Regions from separate parts of the Mus musculus genome. Here region 2 is linked to region 1. Evidence: chromatin loops called from intact Hi-C (ENCODE). Cell type or tissue: heart. All regions are shown on one strand. Each heading gives the region's core, and the rest is flanking DNA. Links, peaks and the distances in the headings are about the cores only. Region 1 holds the start of Map3k3 (mitogen-activated protein kinase kinase kinase 3). Region 2 holds the start of Strada (STE20-related kinase adaptor alpha).

Region 1 (16,128 bases), core at 2,840-10,839:
CTTTGAAATTTCACTTGGAGGTCATGGAGTGAGTGTTCAGGACTCTCAGATCAATAATAAAAAATTGGGAACGAGAAGACAAAGGTATAGCCCTTCCCACTGCACAAAAAAAGCCCTGACATTCACAGGAAACAGTTACCTTTCTAAGCATACTTTATCAAACTGGCTATGGTGTCACACACCTGTCACACAAGTGCATGCAGCAGTAGGAGGACTGTTGAGAGTTTAACCTGGTCTACATCCAGAGTTCCAGGCCAGCCAGGGCTACATAGTAAGACCTTGCCTCAACAAAACAAAAATCAAATAAAAATATTTTATGTCATAAAATGTTTACAATGTAGTATTATGTAAAGATTCAAAATTACATGTATGTTAGGCTAGGGTGAAAGAGGAAATTTGTCAGAATTTCAGGAATGGCAACTGTAGAGTGGTGATATCACTGATTTTTTTTTTTTTTTGCTTTGTTTTGGAGTTTTATTTTATTTTGACTAGTGAGCCAGTCTTACTCTGTAGCCTAGGCTGGCCTTGCACTCATTCTCCTGCTTTACCCTCTCCTGAGAGTCCTACAACTGTGGCTCACCATGCCTGCTAGTGTTACTGAGTTTGTCTTTCTAGAGTCACGTTATTCTTATCAGGGGAAGTTTTTGTTTATTTTTTTTCCAGTGGTAGAGATCCGACCCAGGGTCTCACATTCACTAGGCTCTGCTACTGAACTACATCCCTGGCCCAAGGGGAGATATAAGGAACAAACTAACAAATATATGATGGGTGTGGCCCTGTATACCAGTTATTCCAACTTCCAAGGCTAGACAGAGGTTTAAAACAAGAGAAAACAAATCCATTAACCAAAACTAAAGCCAAAAACTAAAAAAATCTTAATCAAATTATTTCCCAATTAGGAGACCAACAACATTTGGAAGTCTGGGTATAGTGTGTGTGTGTTTTAAACAACAACAACAAAAACCAGGATCTCACTGTATAGCCCTAGTTATGTAGAAGATACTGAGCTTGAATTTCCTCCTTCCTCTGTGTCTGGAGTGCTGATTGCATGTGTGAGCCACCACGCCTGGCTCTGATGAACCTTTAAGTGACTTGGATGACTTACATCATCTTATCTTTGATCATTGTCCTAGTGATACAAAGTTATTCACTGCCTTGAAGCCACACTAGAGTTATATTCTCCTGTCCTTCTGGTAAGATGGAAATATTTGTGACAGGCTCTGTCACAATTTTGACTAGTATGTGTGTACATGTTAGGATCAAACCTAACCTAACTTTGCTTTGCTAAGCAAAGGCTATAGATACCACCGAGCTATATCTCCAGCCCCATTCTTATTTTTGGAGACAGGATATCACTAAGTTGCCCACACTGGTCTTGAATTTGTGATCCTGCTATCCCAGCCTCCTAAGTGGATAGGACTATAGCCTGTGCTAGCAAGCCTGGCTTACATCGACTCTTACCAGAACTGCTGCTGTGGGGCTGTGGATGTAGCTCAGATGATGCCTGAAGCCTCTGACATGATCCCTAGCATCATGTAAACTGGACATGGTAAAGCATACGTATAAATCTTAGCACTTGTGAGGGGGGAATGAAAAGCAGCATTCTTTTTTTTTTTTTTTTTTTTTTTTTAAATTTTTTTTTCATGTATTTATTTACTATATGTAAGTACACTGTAGCTGTCTTCAGATACCCCAGAAGAGGGCATCAGATCTCATTATGGATGGTTGTGAGCCACCATGTGGTTGCTGGGATTTGAACTCAGGACCTTTGGAAGAGCAGTTGGTGCTCTTACTCACTAAGCCATCTCACCAGCCCGAAAAGCAGCATTCTTGTGTGCACGAGGCCCTGGTGTACTCAGAACAGTGAAGGCTCTGGTTCCAGTCAACTGTGAAAATACTACAATGCTGTTGGATTACTTTAAAAAAAAAGTGTGTGTGTGTGTGTGTGTGTGTGTGTCCGGCCAGCCAGTGGACAGTTTTCTATGTTGTCTCAGGAACACCATGCACCTTTGAAACAGAATCTCTCATTTTTCTGGAGTTGGCCAGTTAGTTTAACTGGCTGGTAAGTGAACTCCAGGTCCTCTCATTTCACCCTTCCCAGTGCTAAGGTTGTAAGAGCATCCCACCTCGCCTGGCAGTTTTTCATGGATTCTGGCGAGTACACCCAGGTTCCTGTGCTTGCAAGGCAAGCACTCACTGACTGACTGACATGTCTCCCCAACCCAAGTTATTTTTCTTTGAATTTTGTAGGAAAGCTTACAATAAAGCTTCAAACTCCTGGAGGCTCTGACTCCTAGGTATTCTTTGAATTCTTATGGACTCCTCTGTAGATGATCTGGGGGAAAAAAAAAAAAAGAGCCAGTGGGCCCGGCAGACATGAATGCTGTGGTAAATACCAAACTAGTTTGACTTCAGTCTTTCCAGCCACTGAATAAATAGGTAGCACTTTTAACTTTATTCCTTCTCGTAACTTCTGCTTATGATAAAAAACATTATTTTTATTTATTTTAAAATCTTAGTTTACTTTATGTGTGTGTGGAGGGGGGTGCCCAAGGAAACCAGAAGAGTATATCGTGCTCCCTTGGAGAAAGAGGTGCAGGTAGTTGTGAGCCATGCTCAGTGTGGATTCAGGGAACCGAACTCTGGTCCTCTACAAGAGCAGCAAGTACTCTCACCTGAAAACACCTGTCCCCCTGCTTATTTTAAGTTAGTAACTGGGAATGGTGGTCTGTGTCTACAGTCTGACCACTGGGAAGTCTGAACAGGAAATCCCCTGGATTTGAAGCCAGTGGGGCCTAGGATACAAATTCTGGCTCTGCCAGTCTTGAACAAGAATTTAACCTCTTTAGTACTCGACTCTTCCAGAGTGGAGGTGTTGCTAGTACCCAACCTGTGGGTTCCTACACTGCTGTTTAGCAATAGGAAGTGTTGGGTGCAGGAGAGATGGCTCGGTGGGTACAGTGCAAATGCAAGGACCTGAGTTTGAATCTGCAGAACCCAGGTGAAACCCTAAGTGGTAGCTCCTAGACTGTAATCCCAGTGCTCCTACGAAGAGATGGGAGAGAGGCAGGAGCATCCCTAGAAACGTGTGGCCAGCTAGCCTGGAGTGTACACACAGCAGTACACAACAAAAAGATCCTGCCTCAGCCAAGGTGGGACTCAAGGTCATTTGTACATACAAACTACCCCCAACACCACCACACAGGTAAAACACTCCTGGCTTCCTCAGGCTCCTGAATTCATGCATATATTCCTTTCACCCCTACATACATACAAATAATTAAAAATACTCTATCATAACATGTTTAACCATTCGATCAGTGACTATTTGGATGTCTACTTAGAAACGAGGTTACAATGAATTTTCTTTACCTTTGCTTACTTGCAAAGTAAGTTATTCTTTGGGATAAATGTATACCAGCATGACTTTAAAATGAATACTACTTTTATTTAGGAGAAAATACCAATAATTTTTAAGATCTATGAGATATGCATATTATTCCTTGATGACACAGTAAATTAATTGGTTCAGCAGGTAATCTAAAATGTACCCTACTTTATCTCTGAATTAAAAGAATTTTCATGAAACAGGTGACAGGTTTACTGGTATTTTTCTTTTGTAAACCAAACCTATTGATCCCTCCCCTAAGAGAAACTGTCCATTGTTTATTGTTCCTGCTGTGCCCCATTGGCAACATGCACTTGAAAGAAAAGAATGAAAGTGTGCAGCTACTATATAATAGGGCTGCCAGATAGGGCCAGCACTTTTTGGTCCCTGGTACTGGAAGTAGGCATGGCTCAGATACCCACAGGCATTCGGTCACTGTAAAACTAAGAGAAGGTATGGCCCAGCAAGGAAGCTTCACGCAGTGCTAAGAAAGAAGAGAAAGCAACCCACAAAGGGAAGATAAAATACATAACTAAGGGTGTATATGTGGACACTATATTCAATTACTAGTGTTCCCACTTGACACCTCTCTCTCTCTTTCTCTCTCTCTCTCTCTCTCTCTCTCTCTCTCTCTCTCTGTCACACACACACACACACACACACACACACACACACACACACACGCTTTGCTATTTTGAGTCTTGAGTCAGAGTGTCATGCTATGCTATATGGTCCTAACAAATAGGTCTTGTAATATAGTCTAGGGCCTGGCTTTCAACTTGAGGCAATCTTCTTTTGCTTCCTGAGTACTAGGATTACAGGCATGTGTGCACCACCACACCCAGCAGGCATTTCAGATGTACTGAGGAGATGGTTGGCACGCCAGTTTGAAGGACAGCTTCTTCCTTGCTCACCTGTGGCCCCTCCCCCAGTGCTAAGGGAGCAAACCCAGGTTCTTGCCCATTCTAGGTGAACCGTTTACCACCGAGCTACATCCCCTTCCTGACAGCTTCTGTTTACCTGCCTGTTTTACAAAATGCACTTACATGAGAGCAGAACAAGTGCTCTTGGAGCAGAGCAAAGGCCTTCCTTAGCCCAGCTTGAGAGGGAGTGGTGGAGAACTAAGAGGACTTAATCCTCCCTAGAAGGACTGAGACTGGGAGCAGAAATGGAGTACACTCACCACAAAGAACATAGTACACATACGACTGTGTGGGGAGGGAGACAGGGAGGGGAATGTCTTAGTTTGGGTTTTACAGCTGTGAACAGACACTATGACCAAGGTAACTCTTATAAGGACAATATTTAATTGGGGCTGGCTGACAGATTCAGAGGTTCAGTCCATTATCATCAAGGCAGGACACATGGCAGCATCCAGGCAGGCATGTTGCAGGCAGAGCTGAGAGTTCCACATCTTCGTCTGAAGGCTGCTAACAGAATACTGGCTTCCAGGCAGCTAGGATGAGGGTCTTATAGCACACATCCACAGTGACACATCTACTCCAACAAGGCCACACCTTCTAATAGTGCCACTCCCTGGGCCGAGCATATGCAAACCATCACGGGGAATGGATTGAAAAGTTGAGATTGATTTGAGGAATTTTTAGTGTGGCTGCAGCATGGACTTGGGGTGAGAATACTTTGTTACCTCTTTCACATTTGATTCTTTTTTTTTTTTTTTAAATGATCGGTACATGCGTGTGCCTGGTTTATATTTGTGTATGACAACATGCATGCATGGTACTTGTGGAGTTGAAATGAGGGCCCATCCCCTAGAGTTGGATTTACAAGCAGCTGTGAGCTGACCAATGTGGGTGATGGTAACTGAACCTGGGCTCTCTTCTCTGCAAGAGCAACAAGCACTCTTTACTGCTGAGCTCTCTCTCCAGCCCCTATTTGACTCATCTTAAAACTGATGGGTTATAATATTTGTAAATAGGGTTCTCTAGGATCATGTTTCTGATAGAAAGTCTGTGGTGTGAATACACTTTAAGTAAATGAAGTAAGAGATGTTGATGGTTTGAACTGGGCTAGCGGAGCTAGGGTGAAAGAGAGGCAGAAGGACTGGAGACCTGATCACTCGGTGTCTTCCTTGGGGAACTGATGAGCAGAGGAAATGTGAACAGTGGAGGGAAGCGATGGGTTCAGTTTGGACCTGTAGAATGTGAGGTGCCTGTGGAATGCTCAGGAATGTTGCCTCGGGAGCTTAGAACCAAGACCTGCCTGAGCTGGAATCCTCAGCACACAGGGTAACTGCAGCATGGAAATGTTTGACTTCAGTGGCTGAGGGACAAACAGTGGGAATCGAATTCACAAGAAAGGCATCTGAAGGAAAGGCAGAAAGAGGAAGCTTACTAGCTCAGTCATTGGAGAGGCTAAGTGAGATTACATGGCTGGGATCTAGTAAATAGCTGGTGTTTTTCCCTATTGTTTCTTCACCAGAAAAAAAAAAAAAGATTATTCTATTTCAGGCACTTCAGTAAATTAGGGACTTCTTTGTTTTGTTTGTTTGTTTGAGACAGGGTTTCTCTGTGTAACCCTGGCTGTTCTGGAACTCACTCTGTAGACCAGGCTGGCCTCAAACTCTGAAATCTGCCTGCCTCTGCCTCTACCTTCCAAGTGCTGGGATTAAAGGCGTTCACCATCATTACCCGGCATAAATTAGGGACTTAATCAAGTGAGAATATGAGACTTGAGAGTTTGAAGAAAAACGAGTTAGATACAGTGGCACAGGCCTTTAATTTTAATCCCAGTACTCAGGGGGTAGAGGCAGATAGATCTGTGAGTTTCAGACCAGACTACAAAGAAGTTCCAGGACTACAGAGAAACCCTGTCTCGGAAAACAAAAAAACAAAAAAACAAAAAAAAAAGTTCCAGGACAGTCTAGGTTAGAGACTCTGTCTCAAACAACAAACACCTCGTACACACACACACACACACACACACACACACACACACACGAGAGAGAGAGAGAGAGAGAGAGAGAGAGAGAGAGAGAGAGAGAGAGGACAATAAAGTTAATAGTATGGGTTGAGAGTGGGGATGAAGAAAAAGAATTGCGTAAGACACTCCTTAAGAGATCTGATACTCCAAAGCCACCTCCTAAGGTAAGTGTTTCTAAATGACAACTGAAAATGGCATCAGATTTTTCTGGAATCTGAAATATGTCATTGGAACTGTCTCCAGAGAAAGGGAAGCCACACTAACTGTGGTAGAGTTGGAATCTTAAGACTGGGTGTATGAATTATTGAAACAATGGAGGTTGAAAAAGTTAATCACAATGCTCTTTTGAAAGATCACACAGCCAGTACAATTGTTTTGAGACAATATTTAGTGGCACAGGAAGCACAAAAGTGTAAGCACACCAGAAAACAATATGAAGTTATTTTTTGTCTAACGTTGCATATCTAGGTAGGAAATAGATAAAACTATCTTCAGGGTAGGGCTTTTCTTTCTGTTTTCCTGCACTTTTAAGTTTTCTTTTAAAAACGTGTCTCGCTTTTATAATTCTAAGAGCAAAACTTGTCCAAAAGCAACTCTAGCAGAACTCAGAATGTGGGGACCCACATTCCAGCACTAGCCTAGCCTTTGAAGACGGAGTATCAGGTGTGGCCTCGGAGGTCTGAGACCCAGGGGGATGAGAGAAGTAACAAGACCATCCCCCTGCCTGTAAGCCGAGGCTACTCAGGGTATCGCGCAGCTCAAGTAGCCTGAAAGCATCGAGCCAAACCTTCCCTGCCCAATCCGCGCCAGACACTTTGCCCCAGCAGGGGCCGGACACCTCAGCACCTCGAGGTCGCCAACAACCGACAACCATAGGGCCGAAGGTTTTCTTTTTCTGAGGGCCTCTACAGAAGACGACTTTGCAAGGCGCCAGGCCGGGGTAGCCGCCGAGGGGAACGGCGCCAGCCCGCGCGCCCGCCGAGGGTTCCGCAACTGAGCAGAGGGTTGTGGGCGGAGCCTCAAGCCGGAGCAGTGATTGGAGCAGCCCACACCTTGGCCAGAGAGGCTGAGAGCGCCAGCTAGCGACACTCCGCGGCGGGTACTCAGCGCTCTCTCCGTGATTGGCTAGGCGCGAGAGGACGGGCGCTGTCTCAGTGATTGGCAGGCTCTAGCCAGCCCTCGGAAATCGCCTTGACTTCGCCCATTGGCATCCTGTGAGAGTAGGCGGGATTGGTCCGTCGTGATTAGCTGGCGGATGAGAGTGAGGGCGTTGGGAGAGAGCGGGGAGGAGGAGGCGGGAGTATCTGACTTCCTCCTGGTTATTGGCTGGTAATGAGAGTGGGGGTAGTGCCAAGGCCCAGCGGCTGCATGCGATTGGCAGATGCTGGCATGAGTGACAGGCTGCAAGGCTTGCTGCGCGCCCAGCGGTTTGTTTTTCGGAGCGTTCCTGAGGTGGAGAACAGTGGCCGGTCGGAGCGTCTTCTGGACTTCAGGACTCGCAGGCGGCCCGGTCGAGTGGCGCCGCCGAGGCCGGGTTGGGCCGAGCCTGGGAGCGCCGGGGATGTAGCGGGCCAACCTGCTCATGCCACAGCGCCCGGCCGCGGCCGGAGCCGGAGCCTGGGGAGGCGGCGGGGGCCCCGAGCGCAGCCCACGGCCCCCGCGCGGAGCCAGGCCCGCTGCCGTCCCCGCCGCCCGCTCCCCCGGCATGCAGCCCCGGCTGCGGAGGTGACACTTCTGGGCTGTAGTCGCCACCGCCGCCTCCGCCATCGCCACCATGGGTGAGTACCGCCACCGCCCCGGCCTGTGCCCGCGCTGCTTCGCGACGCCCCGCCCCAGGCTGAGGGGAGGAGGACCCTGGGCCGCCGCCTGACAAGGCATGGACAGTTCGCCGGGCCCGGGGCTGAGGATCGCGGACCGCTCGCCTCTCCGCGGTGCCTCGATCGGGGCGCCGTTCTGGCTACCTCCGGGGGTGCCCTACCGGCCAAACCCACTCGGCAACTCTCTTTCCGGGCATGCGGCCGGCGTATCCCGGGGAGGGGTCTGCGGGACCGAGGCCCGTCGGGCGGCCCACTGCGGTCCCCAGCGAGCTGGCGCGCGAGCTTGAGGGTGGGGGAGCCGGAGCTCAGTGTGGGGCCGGGGCTGGAGCCTGGTGCAGGCCCAGCTGCTGTTGTGTCTTTTCCTTGATTTGCTTTTTTTTTTTTTTTTTTTTCCTGCCTGTGTCATTTCCTTCCCTTTGCTCACACAGGCTGGCCTGTGAGTTCCCGGGGCTTTGCTCTGGAGCTCTGTGCGCTCTCCTGCGCGGGGGAGGGGGACGCGGGGGGAGGGTATGCGGGGCATCCACTGCGACGCTATTCGACGCGGATCCCTGTTAGCAATAGCAGGCTTGAGAAATGCGAGCTGCGCTCCTCGCAGATTACTGGAAGTTAAGAATCCTTGAGCGCTGAGGGTTATAACTCAAACCCTACTTTTGGAAAAACCCGGCTTTTATATTTATCCTGCGCTACCCCTGCAACTATGTAACTTTTTGAAAGAGGCATTCGGTACATAAAAGGATCACTATGAAATCATTTCCTTTTTGTCAGTATTTGTAATTCTCCTGTGAAGATGTAATCTAAGAAAAGTTTTTTTAATGCCTTCTACAAAATATTTGAGCTGTTTTATATATATTTTGCATAATTTTGGTTCTTTATCAAAAAGTCTTGGACTTAGCTAAGGAATGTGTGACATTTTAAATATATTTTGCTTCCCCAGTTGGGGCAGGTATTGTGATGCTCATTTTCCTGGTCTCAATCAGGTTTTGCAAAAATATTTAGTATTATTCTAAGTCAGAAAGGGGTGAAATTTAGTGAAAGTCTCCTTTGCAGAAGTATTCATTGCTTGTGTGAGTGCTCCATAAGATGAAATGCTAATGTTTGTTTTGCCCTAAAGCAAGGTCAAGTCATTTTTGTAGGAGGTTTTGTGGGTGCAGTAGCAAATTGGCCAGATACTCGATTGTGGTGGAACTCCTTACTCTGGCTTTAAGTTAATTGCTTTGTTCTTTATCAGACTGCCCCTCATACAGTATGGGAAGGATTTGTTCATTTGCTGGGTTTTCTATTCCCTTTCCATGCTATATTTCAGATTTTTTTTTCTATAGAACTCTCATCTGAGAGACACCAAAGGAAACTAGTAAGGATTTACATTTCAACATTTATTTATTCACATGTCTAATACAATATATTCCAATAAATGTTTATGGAATGCTTATTATATGGGGCACATATTTCCTTATATATTATTGGGGAACAGAATTCTTTTTATCCTTCCCTGTTTCCCCACATTTACCTACTGCTACAGACTTTAAGCTAGATCTTTGAATTATGGACCTGTATTGTAATAGTCTTATACGCTTTCCTTCTTGCCCGGTGTGTGAGCCTTAAGTCGCAAACGGGAGTATGAGACCCTTGAGGATATACAGACCTCACATGGAACACTTTGGTTGTAAAACCAGTGTGTGAGTATCCAATAATGACGGCAACGTCTCATTATCTAGTATGAAAATAGAGGAGAGCCTGTTTTCAAATTTGAAGATGTTTTCAGCTAGTGTATGAACATGTTTTCGGAAAGGCCTTGCTGGGAGGAAAGAAACTCCGTGGGTAAAGTCCCAAAGGAAAAAGAACAGGGAGCATGGTGTCTTTTTATTTGAGCCCATGTCACTTTTTAAATGTATTTGTGTTTCCAGTGCTGGGCATCAAACCTAAGTCTTGTGAAGGCTAGGCAGGCATCTGTCACTGAGCTCCGTCCCTAGCATTCTCTTAAATACCTTTGCTTTCCTCTCTCTGTCTTTCTCTCACATTTAAAAAATTATTTATTTTTATTTCATCTGCATTGGTGTTTTGCTTGCATGTATACCTGTGTGAGGGTGTGAGCTACAGACAGTTTTGAGCTGCTATGTGTGTGCTGGGAATTGAACCCAAGTTGTCTGGAAGATCACCCTGTATGTCTTCTTAACTTCTAAGCCATCTCTCTAGCTCTTTCTTTCTTCCTTTTTTGTTTTTGTTGTTTGTTGTTGTTCTGAGATAGTCTTCTTGTGTAGTCCTAGCTACCCTGGAACTTGCTGTGTAGACCAGGCTGTTCTTAAATTTATTGTAATTCCTGTTTCCTCAGAACCTAATAAACAAACAAACTCAAACATTTAATAAAGAAGAATCTAATTTCTTAATATTTTCATTACATTTAAACTCCAGGCCAGTGACTAGAGGCTAAAATTAATTTGCATATCTGCTCTGCAGATACTTTAATCCATAGTCATATTTTCCTGAGTGGTTCTATGCTCCAGACTGAAGCCTGTTTGACAACTTGACTTATTAGTAAAAACAGGTCAGATTTTATATTGTCTGTTAGCCTCAGCAAAAGTCTAGTGGATGCTGCAACTTATCCTTGTAAAAAGTGGGAAATCTTTGTTTAGTTTTTTGGCTTTGAAACTGTGTGACTATTGAAAAATTTTTTTTCTTGGACATACTAGAATTTCCTCCAGTAATTATAGTAATGCTGTTAATAATTCCTGGGACTTATTTGTTCTTGTTTATTTGTTCTTTTTCTAAATATAACTTGAAGCTTAGGGGAATGTATTAAAACTGGGTAAGGACTTGGAAATATTACAGGAATCTAGGGAACTGAATACAGGATTAAAAATGGTTGGTTCTGGATTGACAACTTGGTTTGAATTGTAATAATTATAACTTACAGAACTAGGTTTGAGTTTTTATGGTTCCAAGGCTTTTGGGAGAACCTAAGAACAGTCTCAATATGTCTAGACTGTAGTAAGCTCAGCATGATTAACAACTGTTTTGAGAGAATCTTGAATCACAGTTTAATAAATTAACATGCCTATATCATGAGTAGATTTTGATTTTTCTTTCCTTTTTGTTGTTGTTGTTCTCCTCCTCCTCTTCTTCCTCTTCCTCCTCCTCCTCCTCCTTCTTTTTTAGGGTTTATTTTTATGGGGCTGGAGAGATGGCTCAGTGGTTAAGAACACTGACTGCTCTTCCAGAGGTCCTGAGCGCAATTCCCTTACAACCATCTGTAATGGGATTCGATGTCCTCTTCTGTTGTGTCTGAAGACAGTTTTTTTTTTTTTTTAAGATTTATTTTTATTTATATGCATGTGTTTGTGTGAATGTCAAAAGAGAGATCTATCAAAGCTGGAGTTGCAGGAAGTTGTGAGCTGCATGATGAGGGTGAGGGTGCTAGGAGCTGAGCTCAGGTCCTTTAGAAAAGTGGGACAAGCTCTTACCCGCTGAATGACCTCTCCTGCTCCTGATTCTTGTTTTTGAGACAGGATCTCAGGGCATCCATACATGTCTCGTGTAGAATTTTGACGTAGTATTAAATTATTTCTTTTAACGTGTAATGTGTTTTACCTGCAAGTGTGTGTGTGTGTGTGTGTGTGTGTGTGTATGTGTGTGTGTGTGTACATACTACATGTGGGCCTGGAGCCCTCAGTCTGGAAGGGGATGTCAGATCCCATGAAACTAGAATAACATACTGTTGTGAGCTGGCATGTAGGTGCTGGGAATTAAGCCTCTGTTCTCTGGAAGAACAGCCAGAGCTCTTAACTGCTGAGCCATCTCTCCCAGCCCTGACTTTTGATATTTTTTTAAATGACAGTTGTGGGTGGAAAAGACAGTTTAGTGAGTAAGAGTGCTTGCCCAGCAAGCATAAAGACCTGAGTCTGAGTCTGTGGCATCTGCATTAAAAGCTAGGAAAGGCTTTAACCTGTAACCCCAGCATTGGGGGAGAAGGCATGTAGCTCTTGAGAGCTCCCTGTTTGGCTAACCAGCTTAGCTGAAATGGTGTACTTCCAGTTCAGTGAGGGACCCCATTTTAAGACAGAAAGGTAAAGCGCACCAAGTGTTCTGCTCTCCACATGTATATGCACAGGTGAGCCCCTCATGTGCACACCCACAAGTACACAAAAAAATTAAGGATAAATAAATGAAAAATAAAAAATGATAGTGTGCAATTGTTCACAAGAAGAGACCATTCTGTATTTTAAGAGTTGGGACACACACACACACAAAACACACATGTAATATAATATAGTCTCTAGTCTTTTAAGTTAGTTTCACCAAGTGTTAAAATATAATGACAAAGGGCTGGCTTAGTAAGGTGCTTGCTATGCAAGTGTGAAGACTTGAGGTTTAAATCCCTGTTACCTATGTGAAAAGCCAGGCGTGGTGACTTGTGCCTGGGCAGGTCTTCAGGAGGATTCCTGGTGCCTGCTGGCCAGCCATCCTACATGAGTGAGAGATCCTGTTCCCCAAAGTTTGGAGAGATGTACAGGAAGATGCCTGATATCAACCTTTGACTTAGAGAGGCACATGCACAAGACCTGCAGATGCATACACACAAAGGGTGTAAAGTGGTGATTCTATTGATTCTTACTAGCAAGCAGTGCTTTACTTTGTAATATGCATTTGAGCCATTAACTTTGGTAGATTGTTATATCTCCTAGTAATAGAACAATACACATTTAACTTTTTGGTTTTTTGAGACAGGGTTTCTCTGTATAGCCCTGGCTATCCTGGAACTCACTCTGTAGACCAGGCTGGCCTCGAACTCAGAAATCCGCCTGCCTCTGCCTCCCAAGTGCTGGGATTAAAGGTGTGCGCCACCACGCCCGGCTATATTTAACTTTTAAATAAAAAAATTAAATACTGTACTTTTAAAAGTTTTCATTATCTTTAAAATTTTGAAGAAGAGTTGAGACAGTCTTAACCTGTAGCTGGCTGGCCTACAGCTCACTATGTAGAGCAGCGTAGCTTGGAATTCACAGAGATCTGCCTGCCTCTGCTTCCTAGTTGGTAGGGTTACATATGTGAGTCGCCACTCTTGGCTTCAACCATTGTCTGTTGTTGTTGTTGTTTTTTTTTTAAACTGGGTCTCATGTGGCCTACACTTGGCTCAAACTAAACTTGCCCATGAACTGGTATGCACTGTGCTTGGCTGAACCATGTTTTTTTAAAAGTGTGTCTATCTGTGTGAGTGTGTGTGCAAGAGTGTGTGTGTGTGCACCAACATGTGGAGGTTAAAGGACAGCTTTTGTGAGTCACTTCTTTTCTTCCACAGTGGATCTAAGCATTAGGCTTGCATGGCAAGAGATTTTAAAGGCTGAGTCCCTCACCCTTGTTCTTGAAGAAGAAATTTTTTTGGATCGAAGATGGGGTTTGGTTGTGCATACTTACTGTAAATTATTTTTGCCAGTGAGGAGGCCAGACCTGGGAGGACTGGGAAGTAAGTGTGGTGGGGTGCATGCTGTCAGATTCCCAAACAATCAATAAAAATATAATGGAAAATTTTTTTTTTGTCTGAATATGGTCAGCGTAGAGGCAGTGGAAATACATGAAATGTCATGAAGAGAAAGTAAAATCTGACTCAGGGACTCTGGAGCACAGACTCTTGAGTTGAACAGTATGATCAGATGACCTGGCAGAGCTAAGACAGAGCCTTGGCAAGATGAAGAAATAACATCATTACTTAAGTGAAAACAAAAATTGAAATTACTTTAGACTGGGTGTGGCAGAGCACTCCTTTAATTCCAGCACTTGGGAGAAAGGCAGGTGGTAAACCTGGTCTGAATAGCAAGTTCCAGGACAGCCAGGGCCACCTTGTCTTAAAAAACTGCGACCAACAAAATATTACTTTGGGGATTTGTAAATGTGGAAAAGAGATTGTTTGTCTGTAGGATGACAATGTTTATTATAAGACATGGTGCTTCCTGTAACTTCTGGGTTAACCAAGAAAACTCATAAAAGGGACTTCCCTTAAAAACCCTTCAGATAAAGTTCAATGTGGAAAAGTAACTTCCTACTGGAGCTAGGAAGGAGGAGGGTGTATGGCTCCACACCATAAGTCAGAAATAAGAGAAGAAGTACAAGTACGAGGTACCTGCTTTCTTATGGTTTCTTAGGAGCCTCTGTTTCCCTCCCCTCCCCCTCTCTTTTTCTGTGTGCACCAGGTACATGCTCATGTATGCCACAGTGTGTGTGTGTGTGTGTGTGTGTGTGTGTGTGTGTGTGTGTAGCTCAAAGTATTGTTTGTATAGGGGTCACTTCTTGCCTACCACCATGTGGGTTTCAGGAATCAAACTCAGTTTGTCATGCTTGATGGCAAAGCACTTTTCCCTGCTAAGCCCTCTTGCCAACCTGTGCTTCTATTGTACGGCCGACCTCTCTCATCCTTGGTTCACAGGTTTCTTGTTTTCTGTGAATACACATCATACCCTTCCTAGGTTACTAAATTTCTTTATAAATAACATGTATTTACTCATTTTGTGTGTGTGTTTTTGTGGGGTGGGGTGGGGGCAGGATACCTAGGCCATGGTGGCATGTATGTAGAGGGTTAGAGAACAGCTTCTGAAAGTTAACTCTCACCTTCCTTTCTGTGGTTCCTAGAGATCCAACTCAAGTGGTCAGTCTTGGCAGCAAGGACCTTCACCCAATTAGCATCTCCAACCCCATGTTTGTTTGTCTGTCTGTCTGTCTGAAACACATTCTCATTTATTTGTAGCTGGCCTGGATCTCTCCATATAGCTAAGAATATCCTTAAACTTCTGCTGTTTTTACCTCTCAAGCTAGGATTGTAGACATGCCACAACAAATGACCCTAATTTTTAAATTTCAAGTATTTTCTTCCTTTTTATGTTTTTATGCTTTACTGGTAGCATATTGATCAAGATCTGATTTTCTTTATTTCTTTTTTATCCCTTATTTGATAAAATTTGATAGAATTTGATAAATTCTTTACTTTTTTTCTTCTATGGCTGAAATAGCTTGCTCTTCTGAAAGAATCTTTATTCTGTTAATTACTATTTATTCTGTTAATGATTATATAAAACCATCTATATACAGTTCTTGCTACTCACCTCTTAAAAATATTTTCATACATTTTTATTTAAGTATGATGGTTTGTATATTGTCCAAACCAGTTTACTTTGTTTTTGTGAGACTAGGCCTTGAACTTGATGGGATTTTCCTGCTTCAGACTCCCTAAAGCTGAATTTAGAGGCATGTGCCATCATACCTGGTTTAATTGTGTGTGTGTGTGTCTGTGTCTGTGTGTCTGTGTGTCTCTATGTGTGTTTATTTATTTATTTTGAGACAGGGTCTCACTATATAGCCCAGGCTGGTCTCATACTTGTGATACTATTGCCTTAAGCCTCCTAAGAGCTGGGATTACAGGTGTGTGTCACTATCCCTGTCTCTTCAACCTACTTCTACTTTTTAAAATTACATTGTATTTGTATATTTATTATTTTCAGAAATTAATTTATTTGTTTTTGAGACAAGGTCTTAACTGTGTAGCCCTGGCTAGCCTAGAACTGTTTCTGGAGACTAAACTAGATTCACAAACTCAATGTTTATTTACCCTTCCCTTGCCTCCCATTGCTAGGATTAAAGGTATGGGCCACCACTCCCAGCTTGTTTATGTTTTTACCCCAAGAGTTTATACATTCTGAAGTAGCTTTTAAATTTTTCTCTTTTTTGCTTTTCATGAGACAAGGGTCTTACTATGTAGTTTTAGCTGCCCTGGAGCTTACTAGATCTGGCTAGCCTCTAAGAGATTTTCTGCCTCTGCCTTCTAAGTGCTGGGATAAAAGTTGGGCTTTACCATTCCTGGTTGCTTTTTAAATGTTTTAAAGTAGGACTAGAGAGATAACTCAGCAGCTAAGAGCACTGGTTGCTCTTGTGAAGGACTTGGGTTCAGTTCCCAGTACCCACCTGTTGGCTTAGAACCACCTATAACTCCAGTTTAGG
Region 2 (16,128 bases), core at 7,810-15,809, 110 kb after region 1:
GAAATACACCTCAATTTTCTTGACAGAAGGCAATTTCCAAGCAGTGTAAGACTTGGTAATTCTAGCTACACTAAGCTAGACCACGTGGAGAACAAGCTCTTTACTGCCTTAGGTCAGAGACTAGGATGCTGTCAAAGAAGCCAGTGGCCAGCCATGGTGGCATGTTCCTTTAATGCCAGCACCCAGGATGGAGAGGGAGAAGGATCTCTGAGTTTGAAGGCAAAACTATATAGTGAGACCCGATTTCAAATAAACAAGAAAACTAAACCACAACAAATACCCAGGTATCCAGAGACCCCACAGTCAGAAACTGAATAAAAGAATCCATTCATTTCAGTCACATATTTGGCAATATTTGTGACTAATTCATTATAAGTTGAGTGTGTGTGACCACATGTGCCGTGGTCCATGAACACAGGCCAGAAGACAGCTCTGTGGAATTGGTTCCCTTTCAAACCTTAATATGGGTTCCAGACATTGAACTCACACCAGGCAAATGTTTTATGCACTGAGCCATCTCATCAGCCATGGTGTTTAAAGCATTTTATTAGTGATGGGAAGGAGAAGAGACTGCTAACAGAACTTATTTTTTGTTCCATTAGTTTATACTGTAATAATTTTTGTTGGCTATAATTAAAACAAAAAGATCCTATTTCTTTTTTTGTGAGCTCTTACTTAAAATATAACACTCTTTCTTTCTTTCTTTCTTTCTTTTTTTTTTTTTTTTTTTTGGTTTTTCGAGACAGGGTTTCTCTGTATAGCCGTGGCTGTCCTGGAACTCACTCTGTAGACCAGGCTGGCCTCGAACTCAGAAATCCGCCTGCCTCTGCCTGCCAAGTGCTGGGATTAAAGGCGTGTGCCACCATGCCCGGCTAAAATATAAAACTCTTAAGTCCATGAAGCCACTACTCTAAATTTTCTTCAAGATTATTTAAGGAAAATAAGTTAATAGTACATTTCTAGTAATTAAAACATTTGAGTTTTCAGTTCCTTTGCTGTTTGTGGATGCTGTGGATTCCTGTTTCTTCATCTGTAAGATGCCTAGAATACCATGATAGTTGAAACAACTATACTGTTGTGTTATTATCATTATCTTTAGGTTTCTAGAGATGGCCTTGTTATACAGCCCATTTGCCCCTGATTTTCCTTATGTAGTCCAAGATGGCCTTCTTGATGCTTCTGTCTTGACCTCCCGAGTGCTAGGATTACAAACAGGTATGTGCCAACATGCCCAGACACCACTACTGTTTCTACAGAGAGAACTTTTCCTTTGCCCTGAACTAAGATCATCATTTCTAAAAGGCCTTACTTTGAAAAGGGCCAAACAGGAATGTCTGTGCCTGCTAAACCTCACAGCACAAATCTACTGAGCCAATAGGTTTTATGATAGGGCATTAGTATTTTTTCCCTGATAGATTTTTTTTTTCTTAGTTCTATTAAGTCTCACGATTTCCTCTACAAAAACATGAGTCAACTCTATGGATCAATACAACCAGAAATTTTATATTAGTTTTATATCTGCCTCAACCTAGTGTTTAAAAGTGTGTGTGTGTGTGTGTGTGTGTGTGTGTGAGAGAGAGAGAGAGAGAGAGAGAGAGAGAGAGAGAGACTGACCAGAGCCCGCACCCTGCTAAAGCTTTGCACACTGACATGTGTTCCTGGCCTTTTACTTTCCAGTTTGACACAGGGTCTCACTAAGTTGCCAGCGCTGGCCTTGAACTTGGAATGCTGCTGTTTCAGCCTCCCAAGTATACAGAATTACAGGTTTTTACCACCAGGCCTGCCTTAGGGACTTTGAAAATTTTAACTTGACAGTATGTGTCTCAGCTGGACAAATACTTATAAAAAGCAGAAGCGCACAGGCCTTTAACCACTGCACTTGCTTTCTAACAATCCAGACAGGCCAAGAACAGCTGCTTGATTCGTCTGCAGATTTCTGGGAAACACAGGACTAAAGAGGAAGCCTCATGAATCTAAGCACACAGTTTACAATGGCTCTTCAAATTGCTAACGTCTATAAACTGATGCAGTCAGCAGGAGAATAGCGGCAGTTATCCTGAAATGATGTTAAGTGCCATACCGTACTTACCTCCAAACAGTTCCAAATCTCTTAAGCCCTCAACAATGAACTTTTCCGAGACCCACCGCTAAAGAGGAAAACCCCAAAGAGAATTAGTAAGTCTTCTAAGCCACAACATAGTAGCTATCAGCCTTTAGAGACAAATAAGACAATTACCCCACAAAAACATAAAACTACGCAGTACAACAGGACTAAGGCCATAGAAAAGTAAGGATCTTGAAACTGGCTACAAACAATAGATTCAGTCCTTTCTCAAGTCTAACCTTACGCAAAATGACGATTGATTCATCCATGTGACTGGGGGGAAATACGTGGAACCATCCCAATAATAATGTTTTCTCTCCTAGACAGAAAAACTCTTTGGTTCCATCGTGTATATTCCATAGGTAGTCCTTACAAGTTCTGGATCATTCATGCCCATTTGAAAAAGTATTACTAGAATTCAAAAGAATTCTTCACGAGCCTCTGCTAGTTTATAAAATGTGACCTAGCATATCCCATCCTTTTTTTTTTTTTAATTGACAAAGCTTTCTTCTTCTGTTTGATTTTTAGCTTTGTGAGACAGGGTCTCACTCTGTAGCCTAGCCTGGCCTTAAACTCCTTAATCCCGCTTCCCAAGTTCTGTTCTGTTCTGTTCTGTTGTGTTTATAAAATAGCATCTATCATTGTGCGGAGGATGAGATTCCCCCTGGCATTTTCACACATGCAGCTCATGCACCTTGGACATCTTTGCAGCCCAGCACCCTTTCCTTGCCCCTTCCCCACTCTGAACTCCTGCTGATTTCCTGTCTGAGATCTGCTGGTCATCCTTACACTGTGGGCATGCTCATCCTCTCTGTCACTCCGTGGGGGCACAGAGGCTCCTGGGGCTGCACATTTATTTACAAGGGTTTCTAACCCGAGACTTAACTTCTATCAAGTTCACAGGACTAAACTAGCACAATCATTGTACACCTTGCCAGCCCATTTCAGATGAGTGTTAGGTTTCCATTACACTAATCAGGGGTCCAGTTTCACCTTAATTAGGACAGGTTAAAATAGGAATGTGGCTCCTATTTAAAAGCAATGGAATGCAGGTTCTGTTTCATGACCGGTGTCAAAATCTGGCATGGAGGCATTCTTTCCACTGAGTGGAGCTCAGGCTAAGTAGTGAGTTACCTTGTCCTCTTAATTAACACTGAAGTTTATTCCTTACAGAGTAACTGTTTTTATACATGTATACACAAGAAAGGGAAGTCTAAAGAACATTCTAAAATAAGCTATATAATATAATAAGTTATATGATATATAGTATGCTATATAATATATAAATATAAGCTATATGATATATAAAATATAAAATAAGTTATATAATATATATACTATAAAGTCCCTTTGTCCTTCTCTGTAACAATTTTTTCTGAATTAAAAAAAATCAAATTTACTGTAAAAATTTCTATGAACTATACTACAAAGGATAATTTGTGCTTTAATATTTGAGAATGGCAAATTCACCTCTCATAAATAAAAAATCTTTAAATACAATTTTAAGAATCCTTAAATATTAAGTAATTAAAATAATAAATCTTTAATAAATGATTAAAATCTTTAAATAATGATTGCATTTTAAAATTAAGTACTTGATGAAAGATAACAACATACTTTAAGAAAATTTTAATTATTTTGTTGGGGGGAGGGGAGAGATGCACACATGGAGGTCAGAGGATAACGTGTGGGATTCTCTCCTTTCACTATAGGGGTCCCCAAGGATAGAACTCAGGACTCCAGGGTTGATAGCAAGCCTCTGTACCTGCTGAGCCAGCTAGCGGTCCTTAAGTACTGAAGTCATTGGCATTAAACCCAGTATTTGTCCTTAAGGTCAATCAAATATTTTTTCTTAAAATTTTTACAGGAGAGAGTAGGAGCCAAGTTTCCACTACCACAAAGTACACAGTTGAGTTTTCTGAATTGGGGGAAATTGCAGGGGTCAGCATATCTGCGTGCTAAGCCTTCACCTGGGAAACCACCTGCATGGCATCTCCCGTCAGGTGAGTAGACGGTCTTTGTGTGTGTGTGTGTGTGCACATGTGTGCATGATGCATATGTGGGGATCAGAGGACATGGGAGCCAGGTCTCCCCTTCCACTGTGTGGGTCCTGGGAACTGAACTCAGGTAGTCAGGCTTAGCACCAAGCACCTGGACTTGCGGGACCAGCTCACTAGTCCCTGATAAAAATTAAGATATAATACGTTCTTCAGGTTAGTTTTAAAGACTCTCCATGATTATATTTAGAAATGTGTGCCAGTAACTACAGTATGACAGTGACTTTAAAAACAGAAATCCCTGAGAAACAGGTGCAAAGAGATCTTTACCAACTATGTAACTACACAGACACGGCCCAACCCATTTAACATGTGACCAATTGATTCATCAAATAAGCCACCTTTCCCGTTTTGTTTTCCACCAGAGAACTCTGGGTGTCACATAAAACAAAACAACCCACTGTAATACCAACCCAAACACTTTTAAGAAAAAACAAATAGAAAACCAGAAGACTGGGAACACTCACCCTAATGCGCTCTGGTTTACTTACAAGAAAAGACATGGGTTCCTACTGTGTAGACCTACTTCAACTTCAAAAACTTAAACCTAAAAGGAAAACAGAAGCAGAAAGAATTGGTTAAATTGTTTTTTATAGAATTTTTTTTTTTTTTTCCGAGACAGGGTTTTTCTGTATAGCCCTGGCTGTCCTGGAACTCACTTTGTAGACCAGGCTGGCCTGGAACTCAGAAATCCGCCTGCCTCTGCCTCCTGAGTGCTGGGATTAAAGGCATGTGCCACCACGCCCGGCAGAAATATTTTTCCTTCTGAATCAGTCTCCTGTAGGTAGGTAGAGGCTGCCTCAAACTCACTACAAAGTAGAGAATGACCTTGTCCTCCTGAAAGTCTGCACACTATAGGCTATGCTGGGATTGCAGGTGTGCACCGCTGAGCAGCATCCCCAGCCTAGATTTTTCCCCCTTTCTTTCTAGAGACCCAGGGTGATCTCTCACAACAGCAGGAGATGACCTTGAACTTCTAATCCTCCTATATCTGCCTATCTAAATGCTGGGATTGAAACACCACACCCATCCAATAATCTTTTCTTTGGTTTAGTGACAGTTGAATATTTTAAATACAGGTGCAGTCTTTACTTTGAATTAAAATGTTCAGCAAACTGCAGTGACTCTGCACTCTTTCCTGAGGGGCCTTGGACACGCTAGGCAGGCACTCTACCTGTGAGCCACCAGCACTGCTATTTTTGAGACAAAGTCCTTTATATAGGCTGGCTTCAAACAATCCTCTTGACTCCGACTCTAAGAGCTAGGATTACAGACATGCCAGCTGCACCTGTAGGAAAGTATAAAACTATTTACTGATAACATAATTGTGTACTGAAAAGAGTCTAAGGATTCTACAAACGAAAAAAAAAAAAAAAAAAAAACCATTTTTAAGATGGGTGTGGTGTTGCATACCTGTAATCCCAGCCAGAGGATCAGGCATTCAAGGTCTTATTTGCCTATCTAGGACTCTGAAACTAGCCTTTCCTACATGACCTGGGCCAAAAATAAACACATAAGTAGGACAAAACAAAACAAAAATTTAGACCTCAATTTTTAGACTAGCAGAGCAGACTGGGTGTCATGGCAAAAGACCTGTAATCTTAGAACTAGGGAGACTGGAGCAGGAGAATCAAGAATTCAGGGCCAGTTTGGCTGCAGAAGAGATCTTGGGTCAAGGGAAAACCAAAACCAATCTAAAAGCACATAGACAATTCATCTGAATATTGAGGGAGTTTCCTTTTCTAGTTCTTTTTTTTTTTTTTAAGTTTTATTTGATGTATATGAGTACACCATTGCTCTCTTCAGACACACCAGAAGAGGGCATCAGATACCATTACAGATGGTTGTGAGCCACCATGTGGTTGCTGGGAATTGAACTCAGGGCCTCTGGAAGAGCAGTCAGTGCTCTTAACCTCTGAGCCATCTCTCCAGGCCTCCTTTTCTATTTCTTGTAGAGGAATTTAAATCCAGCAACATGGCTACTATGGCCATGTGGAATAGAAACAGGCCCTTAGCACATACCTTTATATCCAAACAATGAAGGTAAAATTAGTTTGTAAAAGGAAACACCCATGTTTGAAAGTGATGTCTAATTGAGCGGCTGACAAAGTAACAAATCAGAGAAAGACCTGACAGAATAGGATCTGCCTAGCTCTCAGAACAGAGAGGAAAGAGAGGTGAATTAAAAGAGCAGCAATGAGAGATGGAGAGGGGAGAGGCAGTTTTACTGAGACAGTTTTATAGAGACAGGTTGCAGACAAAGAACAAGCTAGACACAGGTTAAGACAGAATGAGAAAGAGCCAGAAGATTAGAACACATTGCCAAAGTTAGTAAGAGGCCAAGCAAAGCAATGCAGTCAGAAGCCAAAAAAGCCAGTTTGAATCAGTATGGATAGGCGTTTTGAGCCAGAACAGCTGGGTTGACCAGCCATCCAGAGTTCAGAAAGAGCTAGAAAGGGTGAGCTTGTTCAGCAGTAAGTCTCAGAGGCTGAAAACATTCTGGACCTAGATTAGATTACATGGAGGCTAGAAGCTTCCAGGACTAGGCCTAGGTTAGCAGAGGGAGGCAGTGAGCCTTGGCAACAGCAATTACATCAGATGAAGAAAAGACACTTTAACACCTTCTACTCTGTGTCACATTAAGATCACTAGGCTGCTTCAAATGTTCTTAGAATACAAAACTACAGTGGAAGGATGAAGCAGATGGATATGTCATTCAAAACATGAATCCATTTTTATCAACATTTAACACCACAATACATTGGTAAAGCAATATTCATAGTTGACAGGTAACAAAAATAGCCTTATAATTTACTGACTTGTGGTGCTAAAGATCCAGCACAGGGCCTTAGAGATAACTAGACAAGTGCTCTACCACTGAGGTACACCCCATCCGACATCCCGCTTTATTATTTACAAGCAACGGTTACTTAGTTTTAAAACTCCTAGTACTTGAGAGGACCGGGAGTCCTCAGAAGTAAGAATGAGGAGCTCAGTTGTAGCTAGTGTGAGTAAATGCTACATACGCTGCACAAACTGAGAAATCGACTTTAGGGTGGGCCCATATTTATATTACAAGTATAGACTAGGAATAGCTGAGCTGTGTGGTATTTGCCCAGCATGCCCAAGGCCCTAAGTTTAATCCCCAGTATAGAAAAAATTATTTTTAGTTTTATTTTTCTTTACCTGAAAGAGTAGCTATGATGTTTATACATTAAACCTGGAAAAGGGCACTTCTAACTTATCTTAAAACCCCAGAGTAGGGGCTGGTGAGATGGCTCAGTGGGTAAGAGCACTTCCGAAGGTCCAGAGTTCAAATCCCAGCAACCACATGGTGGTTCACAACCACCCGTAATGAGATCTGACTCCCTCTTCTGGAGTGTCTGAAGACAGCTATAGTGTACTTACATATAATAATAAATAAATCTTAAAAAAACAACCCCAGAGTATATGTTAGTGTCAGGCCTTGAAAGAGAACCAGGCAGCCTTCACCATCCTCAAGTGTGTACATCCTTTTAACCGGGCCCTGGTACCTGACACACACAAATGCTACCTTAACTGGCTATGGAAGTGGGATGCCCACCAATAAACAGGACAGGGAAACAGACAAGGAGTGAGCAACTCCTTATAGAACTCAGCAAAAGCACAGCTGAGAGGTAGGAAGCCTTGGAGTATCAAAGGTGACTTAAAGAAACAGGAAATTCCAAGCCAAAGAGCGTAACTATTATCAAGTATCTGCTCTGTCTTGTGCAAAGGTGTATCACCAACTTCCACAACAGTGCATGCCACACACGAGTCACTCGGTAACACTAAACTGCCTGACCGTGAAACATTAGCCCTTTGACCATTCTCTAAGTGTGTGAGGACCAGGCATGCTAGCACATGGCTGTACTAGCAGGGAGAGGAAAAGCACGGGAGGCTTTGAACAGAAAGATGACACACAATGGCAGTCCAAGCACTGTGTCTTACATCTTGTGCCCACAAACCACTTACAGATCTTGTGAAAACGCAGCCTGTAGTTTGGAAGGTCTGGGGTGGGCTGGGGAACTCTAACGCACTCCCTGGAAACGACAATGCCGTTGCCATGTGGACTGTGCTATTAACTAATATTTGAGAAACCTTGTTTGGAAGAACAGTCCAAGAAATGTCAATCTAGGAAGGAATGGAGACAGGGAGGGGTAAAAATAGCCTAGAGAAAAGCAAGCTGTTTAGAAAACCCCTTTCCTGGAGTCTGTGGCAGTAGGAACACCAGGAACAGATAAGTGGCTAAGAATGAACTATGAAATAATAAATAATTATATCTTTAAAATATTAAAAAAAAAAAAAAAAGAATGAACTATGAAGCATGTACAGCCCAGCCCAGCCCAGGCTATCTAGTTCATTCTTTACCCTTGGAACTCTTTGCTTTAAGACAGGGTCTCCTACACACAAAGCCACTACGTAGCTGACAGTGATCTTGAACTTGATTCTGCCTCCATGCTCCTCATTGCTAGGATTACAGGCCTGCACCACCAAGTATGGCTGGGGACTATCTTTTACAAACTCTCCTAGATATGTGGTTGTGTAGTCCCTGACTGAAAACTGCAGAGACTTAATACCTTATCTGAGAGCCCATTCTACAGCTGATGTGTGTTTGTGTTTTTGAGTGTTCGGAAAATGATTAATATGCCACGGAGCCAATGCCAGAAAAGGAAAAGTTTGGAGGTAGAAGTGGCTTTAGTGGAGGGGTAGATTAAAATATTTATTCATTTAATGTATAAGAGTGTATAGTGGCTGGGCGTGGTGGTGCATGCCTTTCATCCCAGCACTCCGGAGGCAGAGGCAGGTGGATTTCTGAGTTCGAGGCCAGCCTGGTCTACAAAGTGAGTTCCAGGACAGCCAGGGCTATACAGAGAAACCCTGTCAAGGAACAACAACAAAAAAAGTGTATACTGAAGGCTTGCAGGAGGGGTGCACATCAGATGTCTTCCTCTGTTGATCTCTGCCAAGTTCAAGTTTAATGAAGGTTGACTAATGTTGAGGATTCTATCTTCCAAGAAGCAGGGATAGCAATTTGTGAGAAAAGTAGTACTTGATGTTTAAAAGGAGGTTAGAGATGGCTTGGTGGATTTAAAGATCACCAGCTAAGGCTGTAAAAGTGGCAGAAATCCACAGCTGAGAATGATAGCTCATGTGTGGATTCTCAGCCCTCAGTAGACAGAGACAGGAGGATCAGGAATTCAACATCACACTTGGCTACAGTCTCTTTTGAAAAAAAGAAGAGACAGAGTGTAGTCTATAGACTCCACTTCCCTTTTTGTCCCCAGTCTATTGTTGACACTCAGTACCCTCTATTACAGCAGCGCTCCCACTAACCACCTACATTCCTCACCTTAGCTTTTTCCCCTCAAGGCAAGGTTTCTCTGTGTAGCCTTGGCTGTCCAGGAACTCACTCTGTAGATGAGGCTGGCCTCGAACTCACAGAGATCCGCCTGCCTCTGCCTCCCGAGTGCTGGGATTAAAGGCATATACCATCATGCCTGGCTCTCACATTAACTATTACACTTACCAATGTGTGTATATGTATGTATATATGTGTATATATATGTATGTGCTTGTGTGTGTATGTATGTATATATTTATGTGTGTACCTGTTTCTATGCTTGGTGAAGCTAAAGGACATTGTGTATTCTACTCTATCACTCTGGACACAGGCTGACAGCCAGCAAGCTCTGGTGTTTCTCTTGTCACAGGCTCATGGCCACACATGGCTCTCTACATGAGTTCTGGAGACGGCAGCATATCTTCCTATCTACAGAGACACCTCTCCAACCACCCAACCATACTATCGCCTCATTATCTCTCCCACTACAACAGGTACCGATAGGAGAATTCACTTGTTCTGACAGACTTTTTTTTCTTCTATTTTTACCGCTGGTCCTCCAAACTTTATGTCGGAGGTCACAACTATAAACCCAGCCAAAAAATCTTCTAAGAAACCTAATTAAAGGGTGAAGAGAGTTGACCAGTTTCCGTACTATAACTAATGGTTAAACTATTAAGTTCCTGCACTACGGCAGAAGCAAGTTAGCAATTTTCTTTTTGGTAGTGTGGAGAATGGAAAGCAAGTCCGCACTGATGTTAATCAAGAACTCAGGCGCTGAGCCACGCCCACAGTCTCAAATTTGGTTAATCAACCCTCAAGGATCTGAGTCAGTCTCAGGTGTTGGGTACCTCCGGATAAGGTTATCAACTATCATGAAGACCCATCCAAACACTGGAACATAGTTCTACTTCAACGGGTATTTCAGTAAGACCGAGTCCAACCGTCTGGGAGAAAGGGGTCAAATTGAAGTACCTTAGGGTCTTAGCAGAAGACTGAGTTGAGAAGTTATCTATTTCCTAAAATTATGAACAATTTTATTTAGCCACTCCCCTTCTGTCATGCTCACTCTCCGCCACCATACTCGGTCCCCAAAACTGCTGGGACACTTAAGACAACACATTTAGAAACTCTTCGTTTTGACCAAAGCAGAGAATAGCTCTGATCTTGCTTCCGTATGAGAACTCAACCCCATTTGGAAGCCCCGGAAAAGGTGGGGAGGCCATGCGGTAGCTAGCCTCTCCGGTCCGGCAACTCTGCTCAGCATCTCCCCAGCCAGGCCCAAGCCTAATTTTGCTCTCAGGCTGTAACCTCAATGCGGGAACCCAGAACCCAGGTTAAATGAGGGCCAGAGGAGGGCGAGGGTGAGCCGGGATGGCCACTTGAGGCTCACCCCCGAGGACACGGACTCGGAGTCTGGCAAGAGGGATTATCCCTGGGAGCGCACCAGGCGGCTCCGCCACCGGGTACCTGGTCTAGGAGTCAGAGCGCAGTACCGACTCCGTCTCGGCTCCGCCTCCTCAGTTTTGTAGCCGCGCTGCCGCCAGGCCGGTTGCTGGGAGGGAGGTACGCAACGTGACATGCGCAGTGGAGGGACCCAGGGAGACTGGCCGAGCCTCGCCCCTCCCCTTCACGGAACAAGCCCCTCCTACTCCCGCCCCACGGAGGAAGTCCCGCCCCTCCCCTACGGAGAAGCCCTGCTTTGCCCCACCCAAGAAGGGAGCTCCGCCTCTTGCCTCCAGCAGAGGAAGTCCTGCCTTGCCCGGTTCTCAGAAGATGCTCCGCCTTACCCCCTGCCCACTAAGGACTCTGCTTCGTCTCGCCTCGCTTCACCCCACCCATCCCAGTGGAGGAAGCTCCGCTTTTCCCCAGAGAGAGCTTCTGCTTCCATCCCACGTTACCGTTACCGGACATGCTAGACCCGCAGTCGCTTCGTCAGGGAGAGAGTTATTAACTAGTCTTTTTTCCCCTTTGCTGAGGTCGTTCCTTATCTAGGACGAAGGCAGGTTTCCCCACGTATGTGGAAGCGAAAGACCTTGTCATTGTTGCAGTTCCAAAGGACCCTAGAGTCTCCCTCGAGTCTCTGTACCCCTCCTAACCCAGCAGCAAGAAAAGGGGCAAGGGCTAACTATAGCTATTGACTTGGCTACCAGGGGTATTCCCACCCCTCATCCCACACTCTGCGGTTCCCAAATCCCAGGTGCCATTTCACCTGGTAGGACTCCAATTGAAAAACAAGTCTTTCTTGGGTCAGTCTCAGGCAATAGAACAACAAAGAGGAAACTTACCCTTTGTGCCCAAAGTTCCTTCTCCTTAAAGCACAGAAAATAGCTCAACTAAACGAGAGCTATGGTTTGTTTTTTGTTGGGGTTTTTTTTTTTTTTTTTTTTGTCCCTAAGTGCTTCATAACTATTTTTTGGTAGTGAGGTATTTTTGAGATAGTGTCGCATGTAGTCTGGACTGGCCTTCAGATCAGCTTCCCTCTGCCTCTGCTGGGATGGGATTAAAGACTTGGTGGTATGTCCTCTATTAGCAGAAACCTGTGATGAGTTTGCCTTTATGAAAAAAGACAGCAGGGGCCAAACCATATAGGACTAATAAAATGAGGACTCCGTTTTATCATGAAGTGATTTTTAGTCACTTCAGTTACTGTGGAGTGAGGGCCCAATACATCTGTGTACATACTGTCAAGTAATGAATACTTGTTTTTTTTCCTGTCTCAGATTTATACCAGTCGACTAACTTCCAAGAATTTTAAGTTTGGCCACATCATACAGGAACTTGGAAACGCACACTACCCTCACCTGAAGATCTCAATGTTTTACACACAGCTGTAACCTTGCCTAGTGCGTTTAACATGCCAAATTTGTTCTCAGTCTCACCACATTTCATCATCAAACAAACATCACGAACTCACAAAAAGCAAGGGGACTGGAGGAAAATGCAGTTTCTGCCAGTTCACATGGTCTTTGGAATCCAGAATATTAGGGAAAGCAATACCTGAAAAGGTGTCAAGCTTCGGTTTTTATTTTTTCATATGTTGTGTGTGTACTTGTACTTGAATGTACTTGTGTGTGTGTGTATGTGCGCGCAGAAGCAGGCGGAGGAACTGGATGGGGTGACAGATAGTTGCCGGTGCTTGATCCTTTCCAAGAGCAGCAAATGCATCTTTCTGCTGACCCAGCTCTCCAGCCCCAAACTCTGAGACAGGGTCTCACATCTAGTCCAGGCTAACCAGACTGGCCTTAAATTTGGTAAACCCCGTCTCTTCTGGGATTATAGGTGTGAACCACTGCGCCGGGCTCTAATTGCCAAGGCAACCTCAAATTGAGTTTTTCTTTCTCCTTTCTTTCCCTTCCCCTTCTTTGGACTGTACTAGACATTGAACCTAGGGCTTCACAGCATTCTGGACAAATGCCTGAGCCCTAAAGCCTCTTACAGTCATTACAATAGGATGTGTAAACACTGGGTATTTCATCTATACCTAGTGACCCAGCCAACACATTTTCTAACAGGATGTTACAAATTGAGTGTGGCTAAAAGATTTTACCAACTGGATGGCTGCCCACAGTAACTGCTCAGAGAACCCCAGACTCTACTGTGACTGTGTGAGTGGCCAAATGCACAGCTTCTCATCCAGCAGTCTTACTGAGTCATAGTAAACTGTATACTAAAAGGTCAACAGAGATTAGAGTGTGAGTCCAGGGAAGTACAGGCTCCTGATGCTTTTTGAAGTATTAGTGTTAGGTGCTAAAAGATTCCCAGTGCTTTCTGAAATTGACTTGGAAAACTGGCTGCTGTTCTACTGGCTGCTGTTTTTTTTTTTTTTTTTTTTTTTGTGGTGTAGAACAAGTCGACTAGAATTACTTAATCTGCTAGGTATTTGCCACCATACGTCCTTAAGCACTTTACATTCTACTACCTAATATGAGCTTTCAAATAGCCATTTTAGAAAGGAGTAGGAAGACAAAAGAGCCTTGATAAACGCACTGGAATAGGAGGGCTGGATGTGTATCAGTAGAGTGCTCACCCAACACGGAGGAGGCCTTGGGGTCAAGTGTGTGTGGTTATAAATATATGATGCACAATGCCAGAGCATCCTTGGCACAGGAAACAGGCTTCAGTTCTATGCAAAGTGATAAGCTAAGCTACAGAAAAATGTACAGAAGAAAGCTATATAAATTTAAAATATGAATGGAAGGGGGGGGAAGAGTACTCTGGGAACAAACATGGGTAAAATACAATGTTACGGGTATGAACATGTAGTGAAGCCCATTCTGCATGTTACCTAGAATACTTTAAGATATATTTATTTTATGCATATGAGCACACCAGAAGAGGGCATTGGATTCCATTACAGATGGTTGTGAGCCACCCTGTGTTGCTGAGAATTGAACTCAGCATCTCTGGAAGAGCAGTCAGTGCTCTTAACCACTGAGCCATCTCTACAGCCTGAAATACTTTTGAATAATGCAAAAAAAAAAAAAAGTTTGAAAAGTTTAGTACCACCTTGCTCTTCAGTAACTCCCAAGGAAAAGGAATACTTTAAGGCCAGGGTGAGGACCAGAAGCTGGAGGCCAGCCTGGAATACACAAGACTCTGTCTCAAGAGGTGGGTAGGACAGCGAGTGAGCATGGGAGTGTACTCCAGCTGCCTGAAAGGCCAAGCCTATCTATGCCCTGGAAACTAGCCTATGTGATGCTAGTCCTCTAAGAAAACAGTAGATGTGTTGGTATCTACCTGTCACCCTCTCTGGAGACTGGGACACAGGCCAGTCTGGGTTACAGATGAGATCTCACCTCAAAGCAAGCAGTAGGATCCACCACTGGGAAAAATAACAGCGTTCTTTTCTTCCTTCTTAATTCAGAGGGATAAGAAAGCTGTGAACTTATACAACCTAACACTGTTTTCCTTTAAGATTTTTTAAAAATATATGTTTAGATGCCTGTATGTGCCTGCAGAGACCAGATGAGGGCAACAGATTCCCCTAGGGCTGAGATTTGAATGTGGGTCCTTTGCATGGGTAGTAAGTGCTCTCAACCCCTCGCCTTTCTCTAGCCCTGATATCTTCCTTTTGTAATAAAATCTTTTGCCGATCTTCAAACACTTGAAAAGACATCAGCCCCACGCCCAGCCAGGCTTCTCTTTACTTTGTTTCAGCAGTTTGTAATAGAAGCCATACCTACGGGTCTAACTCTTCCCTCTTACATCCTTTACCTTTAGAGTTAAATGAGGCACAAGAGAACCTGGGTGGAAAAAGTACAGAATTTGACTCTTCACAAAATCCAGCAGACCTGATACAATCTTCACACTCTCTACTTCCTACCGGAGGCTTGACGTGTCACCAAGTATTCCCCTTTCTCCGAGGCCCATATAGAGGAGCTCTAGATCTGATGCCTAACCATGAGGTTTCCTTGGACTAAAGAAACACAATTATAATTCCTCTATTTTCATTGCACCCTCCAGCTCCAAAAAAAACAAAACAAACACCTTGTCAGTTCTGACAGATAAAGTCAGAGGATAAAAGAATTCACTCACCTCATTCCACTGGACAGACGAGAACAAGAGAATAAAGTAAAACTGCACCATTGGATAGTAGTCTTGCCTTTGTAAAGTGTAAGATTATAAAACAACTTTGCACACATTATCTTTTGGTTTTAAGCTGTGAGATGAGTTGGAGATGGCTCAGCAGTTAAGAGCACTGACTACTCTTGCAAAGGTGCTGGGTTCAGTTCCCAGCACCCTCAGGGCAGCTTACAGCCACAGGTAAGTCCAGTCCCAGAAGTTCTAACACTCTTCTGGCCTCCTTAGGCACTGTACACACATGGTACATAGACATACATGCAGGCAAAACACACATACACATAAAGAAAAAGTTAAACTGTGAGGTACACAGGAAAAATGTTTACCCCCACATTATAAAGGAATAAACAGCAGACTCAGAGGTCAGTAACTTACCCAAAAGAAAAGGCTTAGCAATTTTTTTTCAACACATTTATTTATTCACCTACTGTGTACATGTGTGTGCACACACCATGGCCCACATGTGGTGGTCAAACAACCACGTGTAGGAGTTGCATGTATTCTGAGGCTCAAACTAAGGTCAAGCTTAGCAAGCACCTTTACCCACTGAGCCATCCCTCTGGTCCTAGCAACTGGTTTTGTTGACAGTCTTTGTCTATGCTTCAGGGATAATTTTGGCTTGCTAGTGATCCAGGCAAAAAGATTTTGGAAGATGGATTCTTCCTAGTGTGACAGTAAGCAACATTCTCCTCTCTTGGTCCTCTGATTCTGTACAGAACAAGATGTCTTACCCAAGGAGAAGACTATAATGGTTTGGATCTTAAATGTCACCAAAGTTCCACAGTAAAGCCATATAGCCAGTGGCACTATGGGTAGGTGATGGAAACCAAAGAAGGAAGTGAGGCCGTTGAGGGTGTGGCTTTGAGATATCAGACCGCCTGCCTCTCCTGTCTGTCAACTCCCTGGCCACGGGGAAGCAAGCAGGTGTGCTCTACCCAAACCATCTTTTCCTACCTGAAGCTCATCTCAGCTGTCCTGTCACAGTGATGGAGAGCTGATTAACACTGTAGCTAAAGTGGGCT

The links. Peaks named below come from ENCODE experiments on the same cell type or tissue, not always from the same donor. Only the 100,000 strongest peaks of a DNase experiment are listed, where the experiment ranks them.
Region 2: a loop joins it to region 1, with 2.0 times the contacts of the local background. A loop is called at or near these places in 1 of 42 quality-filtered maps.

The regions. Positions count from the first base shown.
Region 1 is chr11:106,076,825-106,092,952 of GRCm38, forward strand. Map3k3 (mitogen-activated protein kinase kinase kinase 3) reads left to right here and starts at 7,763. Exons shown (of 16, transcript NM_011947.4): 1 at 7,763-8,109. The coding sequence starts at 8,106. In heart, for the core only: CTCF peaks have their summits at 7,423 and 8,314; DNase peaks (open chromatin) are centred at 7,517, 8,187 and 8,657; H3K4me3 peaks cover 3,647 bases; H3K27ac peaks cover 2,456 bases.
Region 2 is chr11:106,182,473-106,198,600 of GRCm38, forward strand. It overlaps Strada (STE20-related kinase adaptor alpha), which reads right to left and starts at 11,131. Exons shown (of 13, transcript NM_001252448.1): 1 at 10,994-11,131; 2 at 4,629-4,708; 3 at 2,090-2,147. The coding sequence starts at 4,664. In heart, for the core only: a CTCF peak has its summit at 10,937; a DNase peak (open chromatin) is centred at 11,239; H3K4me3 peaks cover 2,065 bases; H3K27ac peaks cover 1,684 bases.